Linked DNA regions of Mus musculus: region 2 is linked to region 1. A link is a contact called in ENCODE Hi-C data. All regions are on one chromosome and are shown on one strand. Each heading gives the region's core, a stretch centred on a gene start or an enhancer-like site at or near the end of the contact. The rest is flanking DNA. Distances are from core to core; before and after follow the strand shown. Region 1 has its middle 9.7 kb from the start of Ece1. Region 2 holds the start of Hp1bp3 (heterochromatin protein 1, binding protein 3).

Evidence for each region. Hi-C counts contacts between places; a loop is a spot of excess contacts on that map.
Region 2: a map of T-helper 17 cell shows a loop between it and region 1 (3-fold over the local background). The contact joins the promoter of Hp1bp3 here to the enhancer-like site in region 1. A Hi-C loop is called at or near these places in 4 of 37 maps with a recorded cell type or tissue (T-helper 17 cell, T-helper 2 cell, left cerebral cortex and 1 more).

Annotation. Positions count from the first base shown.
Region 1 is chr4:137,849,356-137,855,885 of GRCm38, reverse strand. No RefSeq gene overlaps it. Among named protein-coding and RNA genes, the nearest start is that of Ece1, 9.7 kb to the left of the region's middle. Within about 2 kb of position 3,110, at least 1 of the 3 ENCODE cell types and tissues checked has a DNase peak (open chromatin) inside an H3K27ac peak, as active enhancers do.
Region 2 is chr4:138,212,494-138,219,023 of GRCm38, reverse strand. It overlaps Hp1bp3 (heterochromatin protein 1, binding protein 3), which reads right to left and starts at 2,412. Exons shown (of 13, transcript NM_010470.3): 1 at 2,284-2,412.

The DNA.
Region 1 (6,530 bases), core at 1,861-4,360:
TTCTGCCTGCTGAGTCCAGGGCATGGGAAAGGTCAGGGCCACCCTGCCAGTCCCAGCCCGGGGTGAGGGCTCAGGGCTTCTTGATCAGAGCCCCTGGAACTTGAGGCAGACTGGGTTAGTTAGTTAGGTTGTTTGTTTGTTTGTTTGTTTGTTTGTTTTGAGCATTCCTGTACCTAGGCCTCTGAATCTTGCTGCCTGCCTCCATTTCTTCATCTCTGTCTGCTGGGACCTTCCTTGTCCCACATTGGTGAGCTCCAGGCTTCTTTCCTTCCTTCCTTCCTTCCTTCCTTCCTTCCTTCCTTCCTTCCTTCCTTCCTTCCTTCCTTCCTTCCTTCCTTCCTTCCTTCCTCCTCCTCCTCCTCCTTCCTTCCTTCTCCTTCTCCTTCTCCTTCTCCTTCTCCTTCTCCTTCTTCTCCTTCTCCTTCTCCTTCTCCTTCTCTTCCTCCTTCTCCTCCTCCTCCTCCTCCTCCTTCTCTCCTCCTCCTCCTCCTCCTCCTTCTTCTTCTTGAGACAAGGTCTCACTTTGTAGCCTGGAATACTCAGGATCCTCCTGCCTCAGTTTCCCTGGGTGCTAGGGTTAGAGGTGAGCACACTACACCAGTTAAGTCAGACTCCTTGGTTCCATTTGGTGTCGCTGAGCTGACCCAGGAAAGTCTCTTTACTCTCTGGACTTGGTCTCTAAGTTGAGAGTGCTTATCTACACTCTAAAGGGGTGCTTGGAAGATTAGGTTGACTTTAAAAATGGGAAAGACGCCGCATAAAGCAGTCGACCAAAGGTCATGCCTTGTATCTCAGGGACTGGGAAAGAGATCCTAGATACAGCCGTTCCTGCTGCCCATTCCTCTGGACTAACTTAAGCCTGCAGCTCAGGCTGCAGAAGCAGCAGGGAGTGGTCAGGTGTCCTTCAAGCTTGTACCAAGCCTCAGAGCCTTTGTCAAAGCTGTCTCTCAGCTGCTAGCTGCCTGAGTCAAGATGACCCCCATGAGCCTTAGATCTAACCATTTAGATCTAACAGGGAGCAGGTAGGGGCCTTCCCCATCCCAGTTCACCTCCATGCAGCTGTCACACACACATACTGCCTGCCCTATCCTGCCAAGGTGGCTTCCTCTGGTGGTTTCCTCTGCCTGACCCCAATTCCGCAGCCCATTCACAGGGTCAACACACAGTACTCCATAAATGTCAATCAAACTCTTCTCTGCAGAGACGACTGCTTTAGGCTTCATAGGACACCCCCCTATTTAACAGAAGCAATCCTGGGAGCCAGATGGCTGCATAAGGTGTGGCCCTTGGGTTTGGAGAAAGCTCTGTGTGATCTCCAGGTCTCAGTCTCCTTGGCTATGAAATGAAAGGCTGGGCCTCCAGTTTTTGTTTGGATCCCACTGGTCCCTTGGCATCATCTGAGGAGCTATGAGAAGTTCTTGATGGCCTAGCCTTCCTGATCAAGCGACTCCTAATCTCTAGGGAAGAGGTCCCAAAACACAGAAGACCTGGGACACTTTGTATTCATGGATAGAGAACACAGAACTACCACTAGGTGGGAAGCCACTCTTCCTGACAGGATGCAAAGAGCGGGACATAGAGCTATGTGGAGGATTCTGGTCCTGACCTACCTCTTCCTTTCCCAAGCCTGGCATGGAGAGCCTCGCTCAGTGTGTTCTAGGTCACACAGCTGGGGAATGGCCTTGTGCGCTTTCATCCAGCTCTGATGCTGGGAGCTACAGGCCCTTGAGAGAAGGTCCTGGGCAGGTACAGGAGGAGAGTGGGCCAGCAGGTCTCCTCCCAGCCTGTGGTTTTAACATCCGGGTTGGCTGATGTCCCTGTGACCTATCAAATGTGCTGAGATCCCACGGTCTCACAGTCCTCCAACCGCATGACTCATACTGCTTGGGTTGCTGCTGTCTGTGGAGACGCCATGAAGTCATTGGGCCTCAGCCACCTCCTAGCCCAGCACAGGCCTGGGCACCTCCACTGCCCACTGAAGCCCAAGCTCCAGTTGTGGCAGGCCACAAAAGACATGTAGTCAGTGAGCGTGGGCTCCTGGACTAGGGTGGGGTAGAGCAAAAAAAAAACTCAGCCAGACATAGACAGACCCCATGTCTAGGACTTACCCCTCATTGGTGTGAAGTCTAGGACAACCCTCAGCCTTGCATGAGCCCTACAGATGGTGTGTGTGGGGAAGGGCTCCCAGCCAAGTGTGGTGGCTCATGCCTACACTCTAGTACCTGAGAGGCAGAGGTGACAGGATCAGGAGTTTGAGGCCAGCCTATGCTACAGAGTGAGTTCTAGTCTAGCTTGAGCTACTTAGTAAAACCCTGTCTCAAAACCAAAAGGACAGAAAGTAGAGCTCACGGGTCCCGTAATACTGGGTTCCCACCAGGCAAGCATAACCAGGCTAGCCCTCACTGAAGCTACCTCTACTCCTGACCTGTTAGGTCCATAGGGCGTCACTTCAAAAAGGACCTCCTTGGCTGACCTGGGGAGGGTCCCCTTCCTCCAGGTACCTGACCTCATGTCTTCACTGTGCTTAACAGAATTCACACTTAGTTGTTGTTGTTTTGTTTTTGAGACAGAGGCTTATGTAGCCCAGGCTAGCCCCACACTTGCTATGTAGCCTAGGATGACCTTAAACGCCCGACCCTCTTGCCACATCTCCCAGGTACTGAGTTCATAGGTGGGTACCACTGCAGTGATTTGTTTGTTCTAGACAGAACCTCTCTATGTAGCCCAGGCTAGCCTCAAACTCATCATTCTCCTACCTCGCCCACCACCCTAGCACAGTACATAGCCTGTCTTGGTCATGCATTTTAAGTGTACAAGTCAATGATTTTTTTTTTTTTAGTGAATTCCCAGAGCTGTGTGGCTGTCAGAACAATCTGTTTGCTTTCTGTTGTCCCAGACTGTTACCAGCGTGGCTGCATCACCGCAGCTACTCCAGGAAGCAAATGAGGTGGTGCCCCATCTGTGACCTACTGACCTTCCCAGGATGCAGGCTAAGAGCCTAGAGACAGTGGGAGCTCAGCAGAGAGAGAGAGAGAGAGAGAGAGAGAGAGAGAGAGAGAGAGAGAGAGAGAGTCAGTAAGAGCTGGGGGAACAGGCGAGCAGTGAGCCCTTTCTCTGAGCCTACTGACCACAGCTCCTAAGAAACTCCAAGTCACACAGGGAGGCCCCTGTCCCCTGGGGCTGTGACATTAAACCATCAGAATGCTTGCTTCCTTCCAAGGCTGCAATGGTGGACATCTCACCCCCAAGGACTTCCAGTTTGGTGCTTCCGGTTGACAATATCAGGAAGGAGTGATTCCTTTTGGCTCGTGGTTTTCCAGGCTTTACTCTATAGCCTTCTGGTCAGTTCCTTTCAGGCCTATGGCAAAGCAGGATAGCAAGGTGGCAGAAACGGCTTATGTCATGGCAGCGCAGAAGCACAGAGTGGGGAGGGGCTGGGACAGATGTGCCCTTCAAGGGTACATTCCCAATGGCTTCCTTTCCCCACCAAGGCCCTGCCTCCCAGTCTCTACCCCCTCTGATGGGGCTGTCAGATGATTGACAGATGGACTGATTGGGCCAGAGCTATCAGGATCCAAACAACTCTCCCACAGCTTCACCTCTGTGCGTTGTATTGGAGACCAAACCTTCCACATATGTGTCTAAGGTCGGGGAGGGGGCATTTCATATCCAAACCAAATCAGGCCTGCCCTTACTGAAAGATGCTTCGATATAGTGTCCTCCCAGAAGATGGCGAAGGAATTTGCCCCACGTGGAATGGGACATGTGTGTCTTATATGTAAATGGTGTTAGGAATTGTCCACACAGCATCACCTGTATGGTATAATAATCTTGGGCTTTAGCTTTGGGAAAAAGGGGGCATTTCCAAATGAAATGGCCTCCTGTCCTTTGCTTGTGAGTCCAGGGACAGTTCACTACGTTTCCCTTGTTGCTTTGACTGAGAAGGCGCTCTAGCAGTTTCAGAGGACTATAAACTTCCAGAGACTAGCGTTGGGGCTGCTGACCTCCAAGCCAGAGAGCCTTCTCAGGAAACTTAGGGTGAGTGGATGGAGATGTAACTTCCTCTGCTTACAATGGTTTATAAAATGTTTTCTCCCAAGGACTAAGGAATTGACTCGGCAGTTAGCAGAGCCTGTTGCTCTTTCAGAGGTCCTGGCTTTGGCTTTCAGCCACATCAAGCAGCTCTCAATAGCCTGTAACTCCAGCAGGGGGAATACACTGCCCCCTGCTGGCCTCCATAGGTACTAACACATGTGGTACGTGCACACACAGGCAGGTCCACATACATACAAATCCATTTAAAAATTTTTTTTTACCAGTGATCTTTGTTTCTTAGTAGTAGGTTATTGCAGATGTTGCATTTAGATAATGAAAGAGAGACAATAGGAGAAGAATCTAACTGGAGGTGGGCTGGGCTGGGGTCAGAGATGCATCATGGGCAAGCAAGGCTGGAGAAGAAATTAACACTGAATCAGTCAAGGAGAGGAATGGGGCCAGCCTTAACACTGTGACAGAATCAGTCAGGGCAGAGGAATGGGCTAGCCTGAGTGTAGTCCAGGGGACCAAAGAAAGATAGGACAGGTAAGCATCGGGCAGGCGGATGAGATTCTAAGCTACACTTCTGAAAAGGGGCATAAACAAGGCAGATTTGAACTCAGGTCCTCCTGCCAGGCAGGGAAAAGAGCAGCTGGCTAAAGTTCTCAGGGCAGCTGTGGTGGCTTGAATATACTTGGCCCATAGGGAGTGTGGCACTGTTGGGAGGTGTGGCCTTGTTGGTGGAAGTGTGTCATTGTTGGGGGTGGGCTTTGAGACCCTCCTCCTAGTCACATGGGAACCAGTCATCTCCTTTTGGCCCTCAAAACAAGATGTAGAACTCTCGGCTCCTCTAGCGCCATGCCTGCCTTGACACTGCCATGCTCCCACCTTGATGATAATGGACTGAACCTCTGAAGCTGTAAGCCAGCCCCAATTAACTGCTGTCCTTCATAAGAGTTGCCTTGGTCATGGTGTCTGTTCACAGCAATGGAAACCCTGACTAAGACAACAACTGGTCTTCAAAACATCTCTAAATGTATTGGGTGTTGTTGTTGTTTTTGTTGTTGTTGTTTTGTTTTGATTTGATTTAATTTGTTTTGTTTTCGAGACAGGGTTTCTCTGTATAGCCCTGGCTGTCCTAGAACTCACTTTGTAGACCAGGCTGGCTTCAAACTCAGAAATCCCCCTGCCTCTGCCTCCCGAGTGCTGGGATTAAAGGCGTGTGGCCACCTCTGCCTGGCCACTAAATGTATTGTATTGACAGGGTCTTGCTTTGCAGCCCAGGCTCACCTCAAACCCTGGTCTTCCTGACTCTGCAGAGGCACATGTTTGCAATCCCAGCAGTTGGGAAAGAGACAGGTGGATGATCAATCCAAGGTCAGCTTCAACTACATAGTGAGTCTGAGGCCAGCTTGGCTGACATGAGATCCTGGGCCTCTGGGCAGGCCTGTGCCGGGAGTAGTGATTATGCAAATTGAAGTGGGAAGACCCATGCCCACTGTGGGCGGCAGCATTCCCTGCACAGGATCCTACACAGTGTAAGTGGGAACAGTGAGGGGAGCAGCAGCCAGCGTTCATTCTTCTCATTTCCCCATCATAGATGTGCTGTGACCAGATGCTTCCCATTCCGGCTGCCCGGGCTACCCCGCCACCATGAGCTGTACCTTGAACTTCAGCTGAAATGAATCCTTTCTTCCTTCAGCTGTTTTTTTTGTTAGGGTGTTTTATCATAGCTTCAAGAAAAGAAACCAAGATGATTTGCTTCACAAAACAGCGTGTGTGTGAGTGTGTGTGTGTGTGTGTGTGTGTGTGCATGTTCATGTGTGTTCATATATATGTGCATGTGTGTGCATGTATGTGTGATAGAGAGAAAGAGAGAGAGAGAGAGAGAGAGAGAGAGAGAGAGAGAGAATATTCCTTCACAGAGATTTAATAGAGGAAAAGAGTCACTAATTTTGTCTATTACAATTGTGTTGAGATTATTTTTTTGTCAGATCCTCTAGGGCTGTGATACATATTCTGATGTAGTATATTTATTGAAGTTGAAAAACCCTTAGGAGACCTACGACTGAGCTATCTATTTTATGTGTTTACTCCAGAGAAGAGCATCCTCCAGATGTGCTGAGGACTCCTCGCACAAAGCCCAGCTCACGGTGTCCAATCAATGGGAGGGGCTCGCGAGCCCCTCATCAGGGGACTATTTGTCGCACAGAATTGCGAGTGGCATGCAGATGGCTTGGGTGATGTGGATCAATGTGAACATACCCCTGAGCACCATGCCACACCCTAAAAGCAAGGTGACAGCATGCATGCCATAGGACACTGTCATTGAAACCTGAATGACACTCAGGAGGCAGAGGCAGGTGGATCTCTGAGCTCGAGGCCAGCCTGGTCTACATAGTGAGTTCCAGGACAGCCAGGGCTACACAGAGAAACCCTGTCTCAAAAACAAACAAATAAAAACTTGATTGGAACTTAGCATACAAACTATGTGG
Region 2 (6,530 bases), core at 1,163-3,662, 360 kb before region 1:
CCGTTGACTCTGAATGATAAGACCTTTTAGACAGCTGTATTAGCTCCCTGGCCGGGATATTTTTTGCAGGGATGGGAGTCAAGGGGGATCTTAATAGCCCAGGTTAGCCCACCTCCCCAGTGCTGGCATTACAGCTGCACACCACTCTGGAAGTGGATAGGTCATTTTTTTCTACTGAGTCACAGATACAAAACTGGGTGCCTAAAAGATAACAGGGTCAGAATGAGAGTTCAACAAATATTTGCTAAAGAATGAAAATGGTTCTTTAACCTGGCTTCATATGGTGTGGAAACCAAACTATATTTCCACTTAGGGTTTATCAAGTTCTCCTGTGGCCACAAATTTTGGGTTCTTTTTATTGAATGCGTAAATAGTAACATGACTTACTTTTGACAAAGGAGATGCCTAAATTGTTTTAATACAGGCAGTAAAAACTTGCAGAAGTAGAAAGCCCAATTCCATGGTGGTAGTTTATGCCATTAGAAAAGGCAGCCGGTCTGGGGCTACGGCATGTATTTCAAATTACTGCGTCAGCATTTTTAGCAAGAGTGTCACCATAAACTCCATGTAATATGCATCCTTTCTAATGTCACTAACAGACCAGTAAATCCCTCACACAGCTCCCAGGCTTTTCCTCACTCAGATAAAACATCGTGATTGCTAGCGACTTTCCCATTTCATTAAGTAGCATGTAGTGATATCTATCACGGCCAGGGATAGAGGCCGATCAAACACACAGCTCCACAGGGCTCCAGTTTAGACTTGCATCTGCACAGGCCTCAGTAACTTCCTAGTCAGCGTCCAGGGGTCCACCTCCTAAGTAAGTATGAAAGCTAGGGCTAAGAACCTCAATCTTAACCCTACTACATGTGTACTCTCCGGTGTCAGTTCACAGTAGCACCCCCTGCACTCACACACAGGAGGCTGAGGCAGGAGGAGCACAGAGTCCCAAGGAAGCATTAGGGAGACCACCTCAAAAACAAAATTTGAGAGCAGCTTTGAACAAATCACTCTGAAACTGAAAGCTCGTGGCAGCCTTATATGGCCTATGCTGAAGATAAAATTGAAGATAAAATAAAAATTAAAAACTTCAAACGATTTCCTAATAGCTTCTAGGCCCTTCTGGCTAAGATCAAATGCAGAATGACTCTCTAGACACATTTCACGTCTAAGATGCTTGCGTATGAGGTCCAGGTCTAATAAGACTCGTTCTCCAAAGCAACGGGCAGTCGGAGAAGGGCAGTAAAGCAGCCTGGGGGAGAAGTCATGAGCACTTCTGGCTGTGAAGGAGGGTTTAGCTCAAGGGCGTTAAGGAAAACTGCCTGCTTAAGTCTGGATCGACTCGGGCCTAGGCTTAAGACGGCTGCCACTGACAATCCTGCGCCGGCCTGGGGAGCGCGGCGGAGGCCGGGGGAGGTGTAGGCTCGCGGGGGACACAGAAGCGCAAGGCCGTCGGGGTAGCGGCGGCGGCGACAGCAGCGAAGCGACAGCGCCCAGAGGCTGAGCATCGCCCGGAGGAGCAGCGAAGACAAAGGCGGGAGCGAGCGGCTGCGCGACAGAGAGCCGTGGCGGTGACAGCGCAGGGCTAGCGGGAGTGGGGAGTAAGATGGGCGCGGGACTGCTGAGGGCGGCGGCGGAGGTACCGCGCAGAGACCACGCCGCGCTCCTGGCTGCGGGGACCCGGCGGCGACCAGCGGCGACCGGCGTGGCCTCAGCTCTGCACACTCACCACTGGGGACTCCGTAATGGCGGCCACGGCGGCGGCGGGGGCGGAGAAGCCGGGAGGGCGGGCCCGCCGCAGCCACTCACTAGTGCCGGCATCTTTCGAACCGGGCTTGAAGACAAGTTGACAGTAGGCCGAGGGGAGGAGGGCGCGGCGGAAGTCGGGCCACAGGCCTCGGAGCATGCGCAAGCCCGCAGCCAATAGGGCTCCGCGGCGCACGCCGGAGCATGCGCACTGAGACAAGCACGGAGGGGGGGTGGGCCCGACCCGAGAAGAGCTGCCCCTCCTCCCCAAGTCCAAACAAAACAAGGGCGGGAGCGCGCGCCGCGGGGCCCGAGTGGCCCGCGCGCCAGGGGCAGGGGCCGGGTGGCGGGCGCGACGCGAGAGGGCGCAGCGGCCGCGGCGGACGGACAAAAGCCGCCGGCCTTCGGTGCCCGCGTCCCGCCTCTTGCGCCCGGGCAGCGGCGTCAGCGCCCAGGCCGGTGGCCCTCCGCTACTCACTCGCGCACGGAGCTCGCGCCCACTCCCTGCGCGCCGGGTCCGGGTCCATCCCGCGTTACCTCTGAGCTCCGGCGCCCGCGTTCCCGTACGGCCTCTCGGCGTTGCCGCGGACCACCGATCGCCGACTCGCGACACCGCTGTCCTCCAGGCCGGGCACCGAGCTCTGCCGCCCCGCCCCCCTGCCCGCGGCCTCACGCGCGCGCCCCCGCGCCGGCCCCGCCCCCGCGCGCGCCCGCCAAGTGGGTCCCCGGGCGGGCGCGCAGGGGCGCGACAGGGCGCTCGTGGGGGAGGTGGGGGGGAACGGCGGACGACGGGAGGCAGAGCGTGGCTGGGAGCGCTAGCTTCCTGGCTGCGTCCTGCGTGCTCGGCGCAGTCTCTGTCTCCGACCCCGAGTCCTTCGGGTTTGGGGTTCCAGCCTCCCTTTAGCCCTGGAAGACGGTGCTAGACAACAACAGCCACTTCCTGAGTCCACAGGGAATTGGCAGTGTAGTGAGCAAGGACTGGTCATACACGGCCTGGAAGATGCGTGAGCCGGGCTGCCCCCAGCTTCTTGATTTGCATGCACAGACAGCTTCCCCACCCCCAGCACCCAAAAGAAACCACGGAATTAGAAGGGAGTCGCCTTTTATTTGGCACTTTACGTTGAGATCTGCCTATTCATGTAATGTGCACACCACCGCCTTTGAAAATTGTAGTTCTTGGGGCTGAAGAAGTAGTTTAGTTGTTAGTATGTGTCTAGTCTGAAGAAAGCCCTGGGTGCCATCGCCAGCACCTAGAGCCCAGTGTGATGACGCAGACTCAATAGGTGGCATCAAGAGGATCGAAATTTCAAGGCCATTTTGGGTAGGTAACCAACCTGAGGCCAGCTTGGAATGCACGAGAGCCTGTGTAAAGAAGGAAAAGGAAATGAAGGATTGCAGGTGTAGTTCTTCAAAGCCACTTTGGAAAAATTCAATGTACCTCAAGTAGCCGGAGTCTTGTGGGTATCGGCCTGGTACATGCATGGCACCGCAACTGCAGGTCAATCAAAGCGCTTATTACGGAAACCAATTAGACACACTTTCAGTCCTCTCCACCTGCCAGAGTGGCTGAAACTCCAAGGGTTCTAAGAAGATTAAATAAATCACCCCACCAAAAATTCCTCCCTGGTGAGCGTCTGTACTAGTGACATCACCCATTCCCCTGAACACTGGGATCATGGGCAATCTCTTCAAAGGGATTTATGGGGAGGATCTGAGAGGATTTGGAGAGGAGGGGACCTGATCAAGTATGTCATATGAAAAAAAAATTAAATATTAAAAAGGGATTTTGGTCTTTTTGAAGAATTCTGTTTTAAAACCATCTTTTAATTTTTTATATGTGTGTGTACCTGTTTGTATGTGTTCCGGGTGTGTGCAGATGTCTAAGGATTGTCTGCACTCCTGGGAATTGAGTTAGTAGGTTGTAAGCTGTCTGATGTGGGTGCTGGGAACCAAACCGAGATCCTCTACAAGAGCAAGGGACCTCAGCCACGGAGACACCTGTCCCCATCCCACTTTTATGTATTGGCATAATTGGGAACTTGCTACATTTGGTGTGTGTCCTTGTTTGAGACAGGATCTCTCTATGTAGTTTTGCCTGTTGACATTTCATCTAGGCTATGTCCCACAGTTACCTGGCAATAGCCAGGTGTGTCTAACTCACTAAAAAAGGCGCTTCTTTGCCCCCTCCTCGATCTCTTGCTCTTGCTCTGACCTCTCACCCCTTGCCCCTCCCTCTCCACATGGTCATAACCTGCCCCCCCCTCTTTCTCTGCCTTCCAACTCCCCTCCCCATGCCCTGAATAAACCCTATTCTATACACTACATCCATCTATGGCTGGTCTCTCAGGGGGAAGGGATGCCTCAGCATGGGCCCACAGAGACACCCCCTTATCTCACATTATACCTGGCCTCTATCAAACATATCCCTGGTTTCTCTATTTTTATAAAATACAACATTGCCTGGCCTGGAGCTTACTATGTAGATCAGAGTGGCCTCAAAGTCACATTTTTAAGTCCTACCTCATGCAAGATGAGCCCAATAAGAATTGAGAGACATACAGAGTTTTGCCTAAGATTTAAGAACAAACAAACAAACAAACAACTCTTATGTAGAAGAAAGCAAAATGATAGGACAAAAATTTCAAGAACATAAAACCAAGTTCTTGCCAAAACCTGAGTGTCATACGTTTCAAGAAAATACTTGGAACCTGGTACAATGGGACCATCCCTTTGATCACAGTACTCAGAAGGCAGAGTGGGGCAGATCTCTCGAAGTTCAAGGTTAGCTTTGTCTACTTAGTTCCAGGACAGTCAAGGCTATGTGACCCTGTCTTGAAAAATCAAACCCTGAGGAAGTCACTCTCTAGATTTCAACAAAAGCTAAGGTATGTTTAACTTAGCATATAGCAAGTTTTGCAGAATCCACAGCCTGTTGTTAAGGCAATAATTGTTTTTTTCTCCCTCCCGAGTCCTTAGATGTAGACCTGTAGGACACAAAAGTCTGTTGGACTAAAACTTCATGTTTGTATAGAAAAGAGGGGGTGACTTTAGAGTTAGGCATAAAGATGGATAAAGATGAAGCAACAGCTGACTGACTCGCAGAGTTCCAGCCCAGAACCCAGTGGTGCAGTCACAAGGCTGAGCACAGAACAATGCTTACCGTCTTAGTCATAGCTCATATTTACTTCAAGAGCTCTGAAGAATAAACTTTGGATGTCAGGGAGGGAGAGGTTTCTGTTTCCAATGGAGTGACTCATTTCTTTGCAAGAGTTGTGGTGGCAGGACTGCAGTTTCAGGCTTGGGTTCCTTCAGGGTGTCCAGTATGAATGAGACTGGGGTTGGCGGTATGTCACTTGATTTTCCTGATGTCCAGCCAGAAGACTGGACAGTGACTCTCAATTACTGGCTCTTGAGATGGGAGAGTAACAGAATTGACCATTCATATCTATCTAGAGAAGGAAATGGAGGCTAGGGAAAGGGCCCATAGGAGTTTCTGTTATTGTTTGTGATGTCACTGACGCCAGATAAGCAGTATGCCTGGACACCCTTCCTCCCCATTACACATTCTCCGTTTACTGGTGGCCATAGTTATAACTCCTTTTTAGCATAATAATCAACCTTGAAAGTTCTTCTCAAAACTTTTGTATTCCAGGGTTAGGGATGTATATAGCTCAGTGGTAGACTATTTGCCTGGCCTGAGAAAGATCCTAGGTTCAATCACTAGTAGGGTAAAGGAAGAGACAGAAATACTCAGAATTCTGGAGTCCAGGTGAGATAGCTCAGCTGGTAAAGGAGACAGCCAACAGGCTGACAACTTGAGTTGGAGCTCCAGAAACCAATATGGTTGGAGAGAAGTGACTCCCACATTTACACATATGAACCCCAATAAATAGAAGTGTATAACTCTGAAACACATCTACGCCCAATAGCTTTTGACAAAGGCTTACAAGCTAGCGTTGGTGCGTAGCTCTGCAGAGCACTTGCTCTAGCATGTGTGAGGCCCTGGGTGCAACAGGAAAGAAAAGGATTCTGAACTATGTAGAACAGGTTGACCTTGAACCCACAGTGATCCTCCTGCCTCTGCCTCCTGAGTGCTGGGATTAAAGGCACATGCCACCATGTCTGGGCCAGACTTTCAGTTTTTAAACCGAGGAAATTCCAGCAAACTGAGTAGGTTGCTCCATCTACCATCTTTGCTTTGTAAATACTGTTGACAGCTGGGGACCTGAAGCTTCTGGGCAGTGGGGTGGCTCAGCAGGTGGCCTAGCAGGTACAGCCACTTGCTGCCAAGCCTGACAAACTACATTCAGTCCCTGGTACCCACTTAGTGGGAGGTGAGATCCTAACTCATCCAAATTGTCCTTTGACCTCTGTAATTCATGACACAGCACAAGACAAATGAATGTAATAGTTTTTTTTGTTTTTGTTTTTGTTTTTGAGACAGGGTTTCTCTGTATAGCCCTGTCTGTCCTGGAACTCACTTTGTAGACCAGGCTGGCCTCAAACTTAGAAATCTGCCTGCCTCTGCCTCCCAAAGTGCTGGGTTTAAAGGTTTGCACCATCACACCCAGCTATAGTTATTTAAAAAAAAAAAAAAAAGATTAAGGGTATAGTTTGTTCTGGGCGATTTCACTACCCCAACTTTGATGGGGTGGCTCACTCCACACTTGTGCCATGCAGTACACCCTCCTATCCCTAGGCTATGCTCCCATACAGCACACTGCTATAGCACTTGTAGGCAACTGTTAACACAGTAGCATCTGTGTATGGAAAACAAAAATGCA